Linked DNA regions of Homo sapiens: regions 1, 3 and 4 are each linked to region 2. A link is a contact called in ENCODE Hi-C or POLR2A ChIA-PET data. All regions are on one chromosome and are shown on one strand. Each heading gives the region's core, a stretch centred on a gene start or an enhancer-like site at or near the end of the contact. The rest is flanking DNA. Distances are from core to core; before and after follow the strand shown.

The links. Hi-C counts contacts between places; a loop is a spot of excess contacts on that map. ChIA-PET counts read pairs that join two places held with the same protein, here RNA polymerase II (POLR2A). Pooled maps may share reads with other maps.
Region 1: a map of naive thymus-derived CD4-positive, alpha-beta T cell shows a loop between it and region 2 (10-fold over the local background). The contact joins the promoter of ZNF12 here to the promoter of DAGLB in region 2. A Hi-C loop is called at or near these places in 1 of 168 maps with a recorded cell type or tissue (naive thymus-derived CD4-positive, alpha-beta T cell) and 11 of 50 pooled maps. POLR2A ChIA-PET finds 5 or more read pairs at or near these places in 3 of 52 experiments (GM12878, HCT116 and WTC11).
Region 3: a loop to region 2 is called in a pooled map, with 2.2 times the contacts of the local background. The contact joins the enhancer-like site here to the promoter of DAGLB in region 2. A Hi-C loop is called at or near these places in 2 of 168 maps with a recorded cell type or tissue (CD8-positive, alpha-beta T cell and sigmoid colon) and 12 of 50 pooled maps. POLR2A ChIA-PET finds 5 or more read pairs at or near these places in 7 of 52 experiments (A549, AG04449, AG04450 and 4 more).
Region 4: a map with no recorded cell type shows a loop between it and region 2 (4-fold over the local background). The contact joins the enhancer-like site here to the promoter of DAGLB in region 2. A Hi-C loop is called at or near these places in 1 of 37 single-sample maps with no recorded cell type and 3 of 50 pooled maps. POLR2A ChIA-PET finds 5 or more read pairs at or near these places in 4 of 52 experiments (B cell, GM12878 and activated T-cell).

Annotation. Positions count from the first base shown.
Region 1 is chr7:6,705,623-6,708,322 of GRCh38, reverse strand. ZNF12 (zinc finger protein 12) reads left to right here and starts at 1,376. Exons shown (of 5, transcript NM_016265.4): 1 at 1,376-1,891. RefSeq lists an enhancer at 1,208-1,707 and a silencer at 1,401-1,760.
Region 2 is chr7:6,446,660-6,449,359 of GRCh38, reverse strand. DAGLB (diacylglycerol lipase beta) reads left to right here and starts at 1,406. Exons shown (of 15, transcript NM_139179.4): 1 at 1,406-1,612. The coding sequence starts at 1,518. RefSeq lists an enhancer at 1,149-1,198.
Region 3 is chr7:6,070,238-6,072,937 of GRCh38, reverse strand. No RefSeq gene overlaps it. Among named protein-coding and RNA genes, the nearest start is that of EIF2AK1, 12 kb to the right of the region's middle. Within about 2 kb of position 1,382, at least 2 of the 41 ENCODE cell types and tissues checked have a DNase peak (open chromatin) inside an H3K27ac peak, as active enhancers do; they include B cell, where a contact is called at or near this core.
Region 4 is chr7:6,728,470-6,731,169 of GRCh38, reverse strand. No RefSeq gene overlaps it. Among named protein-coding and RNA genes, the nearest start is that of ZNF12, 23 kb to the right of the region's middle. RefSeq lists silencers at 590-639, 1,050-1,159 and enhancers at 1,310-1,519, 1,571-2,546. Within about 2 kb of position 1,414, at least 39 of the 41 ENCODE cell types and tissues checked have a DNase peak (open chromatin) inside an H3K27ac peak, as active enhancers do; they include B cell and GM12878, where a contact is called at or near this core.

The DNA.
Region 1 (2,700 bases), core at 127-2,626, 260 kb before region 2:
CTTCTGCAAAGACCTGGAAAACCTTAAAACATAAAAGTAAAATCATGACTCTGATACAGATATAAAAATGAGCACATGCTAAAGATTTTATTTAATTCAAGAGGAAACAGGCAGATATTATAACTGGTTCAAAAGAGAATCTGAGGGCTGGACATGGTGGCTCATGCCTGTAATCCCAGCACTTTGGGAGGCTGAGGCGGGTGGATCACTTGAGGTCAGGAGTTTAAGACCAGCCTGGCCAACATGGTGAAACCCCCATCTCTACTAAAAATTCAAAAATTAGTCGGGCTTGGTGGTGTGCACCTGTAATCCCAGTTACTTGGGAGGCTGAGGCAGGAGAATTCCTTGAACCAGTGAGCCAAGATCTCGCCACTGAACTCCAGCATGCACAGCAGAGTGAGACCCTGTCTCAAAATTAAAAAAAAAAAGAGAGAGAGAGAGAGAATCTGAGAAACAGACATATTTTCAGATCAGGAATATTGAAATGATTATGTAAATGGAGAAATGCAGTCAAAACTGCATTTTCTCTAGTGGGGATTGTGGGAAGTCAACCAACTTCCACCAGACAGAACATAACTTGCATCGATTACCTACAGTTTTCAAAGAGGTGTAAAATACCTCAAAGATAAGGAACAGGGTTGGAATCAAGTAACATGGCTTTCTAAATGTGCTTCGTTTTCCATTAAGACGCAAATTTCTTCTTCTGCTTGCCTCATCCTCTTCAGGAAGTAGAGTTCTGGCTAATTTTTTTCTTCTTTCAATTCTGTACATATTCTCTGAGTTTTCTAGCTATCACTAATTCAAAGTGATTTGGAAAAGCTGGAATTCTTTTTCTCCTTGTTGGGGCGAGGATGGTATCCTGTCCCAGGCTAATCCTCTATTATTTCATCCATGGGCTCTATTTACTGAAGTTTTCGTTAAATGTGTCATTGTGATCATAAGCTAGCATGATGCACCCTCTTGTTCCATTTGTCACGGTTGCACATGGACATTGATTTTAAGCCTTGAGCTCTCCGGTAAGGCAGGACTGGCCCAGGCATGGTCTACGAGATGCTACAGGAAGCAGAGACTTTCTAGACGTTCCCTTAAAGATAGTCAAGACATCCCCATGAAGACGTTCCCTTAAACTAAGGAGAAATTTGAGTCTGGGGTTCGGCGTTGCCAATTCTCTTAGCATAGAGCCTCTTAACCGCTAGACCAGATAGAGACATTTCAAATGGCTCCTAAATTTGGGGAGCGCGTAGGCTCATGGGAAATAGAGTCACGGTATTTGTCCTGGGACCGGCGGCGGGTCCCGGGAGGCGGACTTCCGGTGCATTCCTGCGCATGTGCACCCCTCTCTGTGTGCGTGTTCGCGCATGCGCGCCGCGGCCGCAGTGCCCTCGCTTCCTGTGCGTCCCCAGGTCACCGCTCGCCCTAGTTCCCAGGCTTTGGCCTCCGGTGGGCGAGAATCGCGGAGCCTGCGGGGCTGGGCGCCGAAGAGCCGGGCCGGCACCCAAGCGGGCGCGGGGCTGTGCGGGCCAGGCGGAGGCTCAAGCGGGGATCCCCGAGCACGACCCCCGGAGCCGACGGCGCTGGGGCCCAAGGGGCCGGCCGGGCGGTGACGACGGCGGAGGCGAAGGGGCGGCGGGACCCGGGCCCGGCCCGTGTGCGTCCTCGACGGCCCGGCCCCGGCTCCGCAGGACGGTGAGCCCCAGGGAGACGGATCTGGGCTCCGGGAGGGACGCCCCGCCTGGATTTGTCCCGTAGGCCCGGCCCGGGCCCCTCTGGAGCAGAACGGCCTTGGTGAGGTGGACAGGAAGGGACCTCGCGAGCAGACGCGCGCCCGCGACAGCAATCCCGCCCCGGCCTGTCGGGAGCGGTGGGGCAGAGGCTGCGGAGCCCCAGGAGGGTAAGTCGTGGGTTTGCGGGCCCGGGGCGAGAAGGGCCTGGGTGAAGTCACCGCGTGTAGGGCACCTTAGAGTGAGGGACAGTGGAAGGTCTCGATCGCTTGCAGGAGTGACGTGTGTTTGGGTTTGAAGGCAGGGTCCGGCGAGGACGAGGCTTACGGGGGCGTGGGGGGTGTCACCAGCCTCAGCTGCGGACGTTGTCTCCACTCCCCCCTCACCCCAGCAGCCCTTCCTCCTCTCTCTGCTCCAGATTGCTACCGTATCTAAACGTCCGTCAGCACCTCTGTTCTCTCATTTAAGTGCTGATTCCCCCTTAGGTCTGCTCTTGTGGAATCATACGTTGTAGTGCAGGAACAGCCTGCAGGAACTATCTCTTGCTGCCTCATTTGCTAGGGGAAGGGCCTTAGCAGGTGGGTGACTTGTCCGAGGTTTTGTGGGTGGAGTTGCTCATAGTAGAACTCTGGAGTTTTATCTCCCAGGCCAGTGTTCTGTCCCCCGTATCCTAGTTAAGTGAGCGTAAGTTCTTCAATAAAAGATCCTTTTGAGTAGCACACTGAAGTTTCTGCAAATAAAGACTCAATTATGCCGACTGTATTCCTTTATTTAGGGCATCCTGTGGATTTTCTGATCTTTATTTAAAAGAGTAAGAAAATAGATGAGTATTACAGAATTCATTTTTTGTTGTTTGTTTTTTGTTTGTTTGTTTGTTTGTTTTTGAGACAAGTTTCGCTTTGTTGCCCAGGCTGGAGTGCAATGGTGCCATCCCAGCTCACTGCAACCTCCGCCTCCCGGGTTCAAGCGATTCTCCTGC
Region 2 (2,700 bases), core at 157-2,656:
CAGTGGGGTGATGAGCCCAGGCAGGAGATGAAGGTGGCTCAGACCAGGGTGGGGCAGTGGGGGTACTGAAAAGCGCTCAGACTCCACCCCGCCAGCTGCAGGGTGGTTTCAGACCCTGAACTCGAGGGGTTCCTAACACGGGCTCCTTACAGCAAGGGGCACAGATGGAAGCAATGTTGTCCCATGCTTGCAAGTCTCACAGAACGGGATATGAGTCCCACACCTGCCATTGACAGCCTGGGTCTCTAGGCTAGCTAATTCCTCCAGGCCTGAAGCGTCCCTCCTTATAAAATGAAAATTTCGGTCAGGTGTAGTGGCTCACGCCTGTAATACCAGCACTTTGGGAGGCTGCGGCGGGAGGATGGTTTGAGGCCAGGAGTTCAAGACCGGCCTGGGCAACAGAGTGAGACTCCGGTCTCTACAAAAAATAGGAAAATTTATGGAGAAACCCCATCTCTACTAAAAATACAAAATTAGCTGGGCATGGTGACACATGCCTGTAATCCCAGCTACTCAGGAGGCTGAGGCAGGAGAATCGCTTGAACCCAGGAGATGGAGGTTGTGGTGAACCAAGATCGCGCCATTGCACTCCAGCCTGGGGCAACAAGAGCAAAACTATGTCTCTAAATAAATAAATAAATAAATAAATAAATAAATAAAAATAAATTAGCCGGGAGTGTGGCACGTGCCTTTGGTCTCAGCTACTCAGGAGGTTGAGGTGGGAGAGTCGCTGGAATCCAGGAATTCAAGGCGGCATTCAGGAGTTCAAGGCTGCAGTGAGTCATGATTGCGCCACTGCACTCCACCCTGAACGACAGAGCCATACGCTGCCTTAAACAAACAGACAAACAGGGCCGGGCGCAGTGGTTCACGCCTGTAATCCTAGCACTTTGAGAGGCCCAGGCGGGCGGATCACTTGAGGTCAGGGGTTCGAGACCAGCCTGGCCAACATGGTGAAACTTCGTCTCTACTAAAAATACAAAAATTAGCCGTGGTGGCGCGCTCCTGTAATCACAGCTACACCGGAGCCTGAGACAGGTGAATCGCTTGAGCCCGGGAGGCGGAGGATGCAGTGAGCCGAGATCACACCCACTGCACTCCAGCCTGGGAACAGAGCGAGACTCCGTCACCAAAAAAAAAAAAAAAAAAAAAAAAAAAAAAAAAAAAAAAAGGAAAAGGAAATATCACCAGAACGGATATCACTGCACTCTTCACGAAAAAGAAAAAGAAAATACCAGAACGGATTTCACCGACCGGCAGACCTGCAATCGACTCAGCCAGCGCCTTCCGGATCAGCGTTTCTGCGCAGGCGCAGACAGCTCCGGCGGAAGAGGCGGTGTAGGGCTCAGTGCGCTTGCGCCGATCTCGGCCTCAGCGTGAGCATGCGCAGGTCCCCGCCCTCGCTGCGTTTGCGCTTGAGCGCCGATAATTTGGTGGCGGCGTCCGGAGGGTGCTGGTTTGTTCTCGGTGAACGGCGCGCGGGGTCTCTCCTGAGTGCGAGCTACGGGACCTTCGCCATGCCGGGGATGGTACTCTTCGGCCGGCGCTGGGCCATCGCCAGCGACGACTTGGTCTTCCCAGGGTTCTTCGAGCTGGTCGTGCGAGTGCTGTGGTAAGGACGGCGGCTACGGGGGCGGTGGAGCCCACCGGAGAGGGAGCGGGGGGCGAGCTGTCCCTTGAGACGGTGACAGAAGTGGCTTCCCAAGCACTGTCGCGGTCCCAGCGCTGGCCACGCATCCTCTTATCGAGTTCTCACCACTGCCCGAAGAGGTGGGCAGTGGTGCTGTGTCCATTTGACGGATGACAAACCGAAGCCCCCAGAGTGTGTGGGCTGACCCCGGGGGACAAACAGGGGGTTTCGAAGTCCGCGCAGCAGGACGCGAGCACCCCTTTGTGTGCAGCGCCGAGACCTGGCCCTGGGGTGCCACGAGGGTGTTACCGCCGGCAAAAGCCTTGGCCTCGAGTTCTCCTTTCTTGAGGCGGGAGCAGCCACTTGTGCCCTTCCTTCCCTTTGTACGGGGCACTTGAATCTGCAACACGAAGGATAGGAAAAAATACCGAGCCGGTTGTGGCTGCATTTCGTGAGAAGCAGACAGGCTCAACATACAACGCTGTTGTCTTTCAAAGTGTGGAATCAGTGGGAAGTGGCATTGGTACCTGAAGTCTGTTCCCAGAGGATCTGTGCAGGGAATGAATCATTGTTATGCAAAAGTAGATTCTTGGCTGGGCGCCATGGCTCACGCCTGTTATCTCAGCACATTGAGAGGCTGAGACGGGAGGATTGCTTGAGGGCAGGAGTTTGAGACCAACCTGGGCAACATAGTGAGACCCCTTTTCTTTTTATTTTTTTGAGACAGGGTCTCACTCTGCTACCCAGGCGGGAGTGCAGTGGTGCGATCACCACTCACTGCAGCCTCAACCTCCTGGGCTCAAGCGATCTTCCCACTTCACTCTTCCAAGTAGCTGGGACCACAGACTCGTGCCACCACGCCCAGCTAACTTTTTCTATTTTTTGTAGAGATGGAGTCTCACCGTGTTGCCCAGGCTAGTGTCCAACTCTTGTGCTCAAGTGATCCTCCTGCCTTGGCCTCCCAAAGTGCTAGGATTACAGACGTGAGCCGCCGTGCCGGGCCTAGATCTTTTATTGTTGGCAATTATATTCCAGGCCAGGTGCAGTGATTCATGCCTGTAATCCCAGCA
Region 3 (2,700 bases), core at 133-2,632, 380 kb after region 2:
GCCCAGCTAATTTTTGTATTTTTAGTAGAGATGGGGTTTCACCATGCTGGCCAGGCTGGTCTCAAACTCCTGACCTCAGGTGATCTGTCCGCCTTAGCCTCTCAAAGTGCTGGGATTACACTTTGAGCGTGAACCACTGCACACGGCTCACTAGTTAAATCTTTCCTTCCTGTTCCCATAACCTTATGCTCTGCTAGCCTAGAGGTCTTAGTTCCAAAGAGAGCAATGCCTCCACCAGGAGACATGCTATGGTTTGACTATTTGTCCCCTCCAAAACACAAGTTGAAATTTAATCCCCAATGTGGCAGTATTTAGAGGTGGGGCCTTTAAGAGTTGATAGAGTCATGGCCAGGTGCGGTGGCTCATGCCTGTAGTCCCAGCACTTTGGGAGGCTGAGGCAGGTGGATCACGAGGTCAGGAGATCGAGACCATCCTGGCTAACACGGTGAAACCCCATCTGTACTAAAAATACAAAAAATTAGCTGGGCGTAGTGATAGGCGCCTGTAGTCCCAGCTACTTGGGAGGCTGAGGCAGGAGAATGGCGTGAACCCTGGAGGCGGAGCTTGCAGTGAGCTGAGACCATGCCACTGTACTCCAGCCTGGGCGACAGAGCAAGACTCCGTCTCAAAAAAAAAAAAAAAAGAAGGTGATTCAGTCATGAGGGCTCTGCCCTTATGAATGAATTAATCTGTCCTTGGATTAATAAATTAATGGGTTAGGGCCGGGTGCAGTGACTTATGTCTGTAATCCCAGCACTTTGGAAGGCCAAGGTGGGCAGATCTCCCGAGGTTGGGAGTTCAGGAGGAGCCTGATCAACATGGAGAAACCCCGTCTCTACTAAAAATACAAAATTAGCCAGGCTTCGTGGCACATGCCTGTAATCCCAGCTACTTGGGAGGCTGAGGCAGGAGAATCACTTGAACTGGGGAGGCAGAGATTGCCGTCAGCCGAGATCGCGCCATTGCACTCCAGTCTGGGCAACAAGAGTGAAACTCCATCTTAAAATAATAATAATAATAATTAATTAATGGGTTAATGGATTAAGGAGTTATCATGGGAATGGGATTGGTGGCTATAAAGCTGTATAAATAAAAGGAGGAGAGGTGTGAGCTAGCATGCTGAGCCCCCTGGCCATGTGATGTCCTACACCACCTCGGGACTTTGCAGAGTCCTATCAGAAAGAAGGGCCTCACCAGATGCAGCCCTTTGACCTTGGACTTTTCAGCCCCCATAACTGCAAGAAATAATTTCTTTCTTTATAAATTACCCAGTTTCAGGTATTCTGTCATAAGCAACAGAAAATGGACTGACAACAGTGATTTCATTGAACTGACTTTTCAGTGCCACCTGGCCACTTTCAGTTCCTCTTGCCTCTGAATCAACAGGCAAAGAAAGACGTTACTGGGCTGACTTGGGTGATTAATCCTGACTACCAAAGAGAAATTGGACTGCTACTCCACAATGGAGCTAGGAAAGGGTATGTCTGAAATACAGGAGAGCGCTTAGGGTATCTCTTAGTATCAGAATGCCCTATGATTAGAGTCAATGGAAAACTGCAACAACCCAATCTTGGCAGGACTATGAATGGCCCAGGAAAGGAGGTTTGGTTCGCCACACCAGGTGACCCATGGCCAGCTGAGGTGTTTGTTGAGGAGAACGGGAATACGGAATGTGTGGTGGAAGAAGATGGTTATAAACACCAGCTACGACCCATCACCAGTTGCAGAACCGAGAGCTGCAATTGCCGTTGATGTTTCTTTTTGTTTTGTGATGGATGTGTGTGTGTGTGTGTGTGTATCACAAATGTCTTTGTTTTCATTCCCCACTTATCCTCTTATGTAACAAAAGATATATTGACTTTATATCATAGTATTTCAATATTGTTAACCTTATAGCATACTATTTAAGTTATGAGATACCAAGGAGAAGCATAAACATCACCCAAGAAACTTACATCCTCTTCTGGGAAAGAGATTAGTGCGGTTTTCATTGTATACGAGATAGTTGTATCACGTCAAGTGGATAGTTGTATCATGGTTGAAAAAGATGCATATAGTCTGGGTGCAGTGGCTCACACCTATAATCCCAGCACTTTGGGAGGCCAAGACAGGCGGATCACCTGAGGTCAGGAGTTCCAGAGCAGCCTGGCCAAAATGGTGAAACCCCGTTTCTACCAAAAATACAAAAATTATCTGGGCTTGGTGGTGCACAACTGTAGTTCCAGCTACTTGGGAGGCTGAAGCAGGAGAATCATTTGAGCCTGGGAGGTAGGCGCAGGTTGCAGTGAGCCGAGATTGCACCACTGCACTCCGGCCTGGCCAACAGAGCAAGACTCTGTCTCAAAAAACAAACAAACAAAATAAATAAATAAAAATTAAAAATGCGCATGGATGCTGTTGACAAGGGGTGAACTTGCCAAAGTTATTTTTTTTTTCTTTTGAGACAGAGTTTCACTCTTGTTGCCCAGGCTGGAGTGCAAAGGCATGATCTCGGCTCACCGCAACCTCCGCCTCCTGGGTTCAAGCGATTCTCCTGCCTCAGCCTCCCAAGTCGCTGGGATTACAGGCATGTGCCACCATGCCCAGCTAATTTTGTATTTTCAGTAGAGACGGGGTTTCTCCATGTTGGTCAGGCTGATCTCATACTCCCGACCTCAGGTGATTCGCCTGCCTTGGCCTCCCAAAGTGCTGGGATTACAG
Region 4 (2,700 bases), core at 165-2,664, 280 kb before region 2:
AGTAGTTGGGACCACAGGTGCATCCCAGCATGCCTGGCTACTTTTGTATTTTTTGTAGAGTCAGGGTCTCCCTATGTTGCCTAGGCTGTTCTTTAACTCCTGGTCTCAAGGGATACTCTTGCTGTAGCCCGGCAAAGTGCTGGGATTACAGGTGTGAGCCACTGCATCCGGCCCGCATTTTCTTATTGTCTCTTTAAACTGCTTAAAATCAAAGAAACCATAGGAATTGAGTATGTGAGCTCTCAGAAATGAAATGAATGTGTATAAAATATGGTTTTGTTTCTAAATTATCTAACTGAACTTGGTTATTGCTGCACCTAATAACCTTCTACTAAGAAAACTAGGATACGGGAGAAAGAACACTGGCCTGGGAGATAAGACTCCTGAGTTCTACTATGAGCAACTCTACCCACAAAGCCAGTGACCCGGTCAAGTCACCCACCTGCTAAGGCCCAGTCTCTTCCCCTAGCAACTGAGGCAGCAAGAGAGAATCCCTGCAGACTGTTCCTGCATTACTACCAGTCTCCAGGGCAGATCTAAGGGGGGAATCAGCAGACACTTAAATGAGAGAACAGAGATGCTGACGGACGTTTAGAGGCGGTCGAAATCTGGAGCACGGAAAGGAGGAGGAAGGGCTGTTAGGGGTTAGTGGGGAGTGGAGACGACGTCTGCAGCTGAGGCTGGTGATACCCTCCACGCCCCCGTAAGCCTCGTCCTCCCAGATATTCCCGTGCAGCGCCTCAAGGCCAAACACACGCCTCTCCTGCAAGCGATCGGACCCTCCCCCGCCTCATACTCTAAGGTCCCGAACATACGGTGACTTCACCCAGGCCTTTCTCGCTCCGGGCCCGAAAACCCAAAGACTTACCCTCCTGGGGCTCCCCAGAGGCCGGGGCGGGGCTGCTGTCGCTGGCGCGCGTCTGCTCGCGAGGTCCCCTCTTGTCCACCTCACCAAGGCTGTTCTGCTCCTGAGGGGCCCGGGCCGGGCCTACGGGGCAAATCCAGGAGGGTGTCCTTCCCGGGGCCCAGATCCGCCTCCCTGGGACTCACCGTACAGCGGCGGCCTGGGCCAGGCCCCCAGGACACACACGGGCCAGGCCCGGTTCCCGCCGCCCCTTCGCCTCCGCCTCCGCTGCCACCTTCGCCACCTCCCGCCCGGTTCCCCTGGCCGCAGGGCCGCCGGCTCAGGGGCTCACGCTCGGGGGTCCCCGCTCAAGCCTCCACCCGGCCCGTGCGAACCCTGGCCCACATAGCTCCGCGCCCGCCTAGGTGCTGGCCTAGGCGCTCAGCGTCCAGCCCCGCAGGCTCAGCGATTCTCGTCCACTGGGGGCCAAAGCCTGGGAACTAGAGCAAGCGGTGACCTGAGGACACACAGGAAGCGATGGCAGTGCGGCGGCAGCGCGCATGTGCGAACACGCACCCAGGGAGAGGCGCACACGCGCAGGAGTTCACCGGAAGTCCGCCTCCCAGGGCCCACCGTTGGTCCCAGGACAAGGGCCGGACTCTATTTCCCATGAGCCTACCAGCGCCCCCCAACTTTAGGGGCCATTTCAAATGTCTCTACCCCGTCTAAAGGTTAAGAAGCCCCAGGCTATATGAGCTTCGGCAGCCCTGATCCCCGGACTGAACTTCGCATTTGTCTTTATTCCCTTTTAGGGTCAAGTCCAGGGCTGCAGTGACTGGGTCCTGGAGCCCAAGGCCTCCAGGTTAGAACCGAGTTTCCCATAACGAGAAGGAAAGGAAAGGGTGTATCGTGGTCACTGCGCTGAAATGCTAAGAGAAGTTTCACTCAAATACTAGGACAGGATAAATGCCCAGCGATGCTTTCCAAGGAAGAGAAAGAAAATAGAATTTGTGGCCGGGCGCGGTGGCTCACGCCTGTAATCCCAGGACTTTGGGAGGCCGAGGAGGGCAGCTCGCGAGGTCAAGAGATAGAGACCATCCTCGCCAACATGGTGAAACCCCGTCTCTACTAAAAATACGAAAATTAGCTGGGCGTGGTGGCGCGTGCCTGTAATCCCAGCTACTCCGGAGGCTGAGGCAAGAGAATCGCTTGAACCCGGGAGGCGGAGGTTCCAGTGAGCCGAGCTCGCGCCCCTGCACTCCAGCCTGGCGACGGAGCGAGACTCTGTAGCTTTTCTAGATCACACAGCAAATGCCTAAAAACTGTAGAGAAATCAGGAAATACACAAATCGAACAAAGAAAAGATACCTGTGATTTCACCTTCCCCAGGAGGATTATGTTTAGGGTTAGGTTATGTTGACCAAAAAGACTCAAAGTTTGTAAAGAGTTTTATTCTGGGCCTCCTATTTGAGTGACCATGGCTGGTGACACAGCCTCAGGGGGTCCTGAGAACGTGAGCCCAAAGTGGTTGGGTTACAGCTTGGTTTTATACATCTTAGGGAGACAGCAGTTACAGGCAAAGACATAAATCAATACATGGGATGTACACATTGGGTCAGCCTGGAAAGGCTTTCAGGTCACTAGCAGATTCAAAGATTGGCAGTTGATTCAGAGTTAAGTGTTGGCTGAACAGTTGGAAGATGACGTAAAGAAATGGGCCATTGCGGTGGCTCTTGCCTGTAATCCCAGCATTTTGGGAGGGTGACCTGGGAGGATCCCTTGAGGCCAGGAGTTCAAGGACAGCCTGGGCAACACAGCAAGACCCCCATCTCTACAAAAAAAAAAAAAAAAATTAT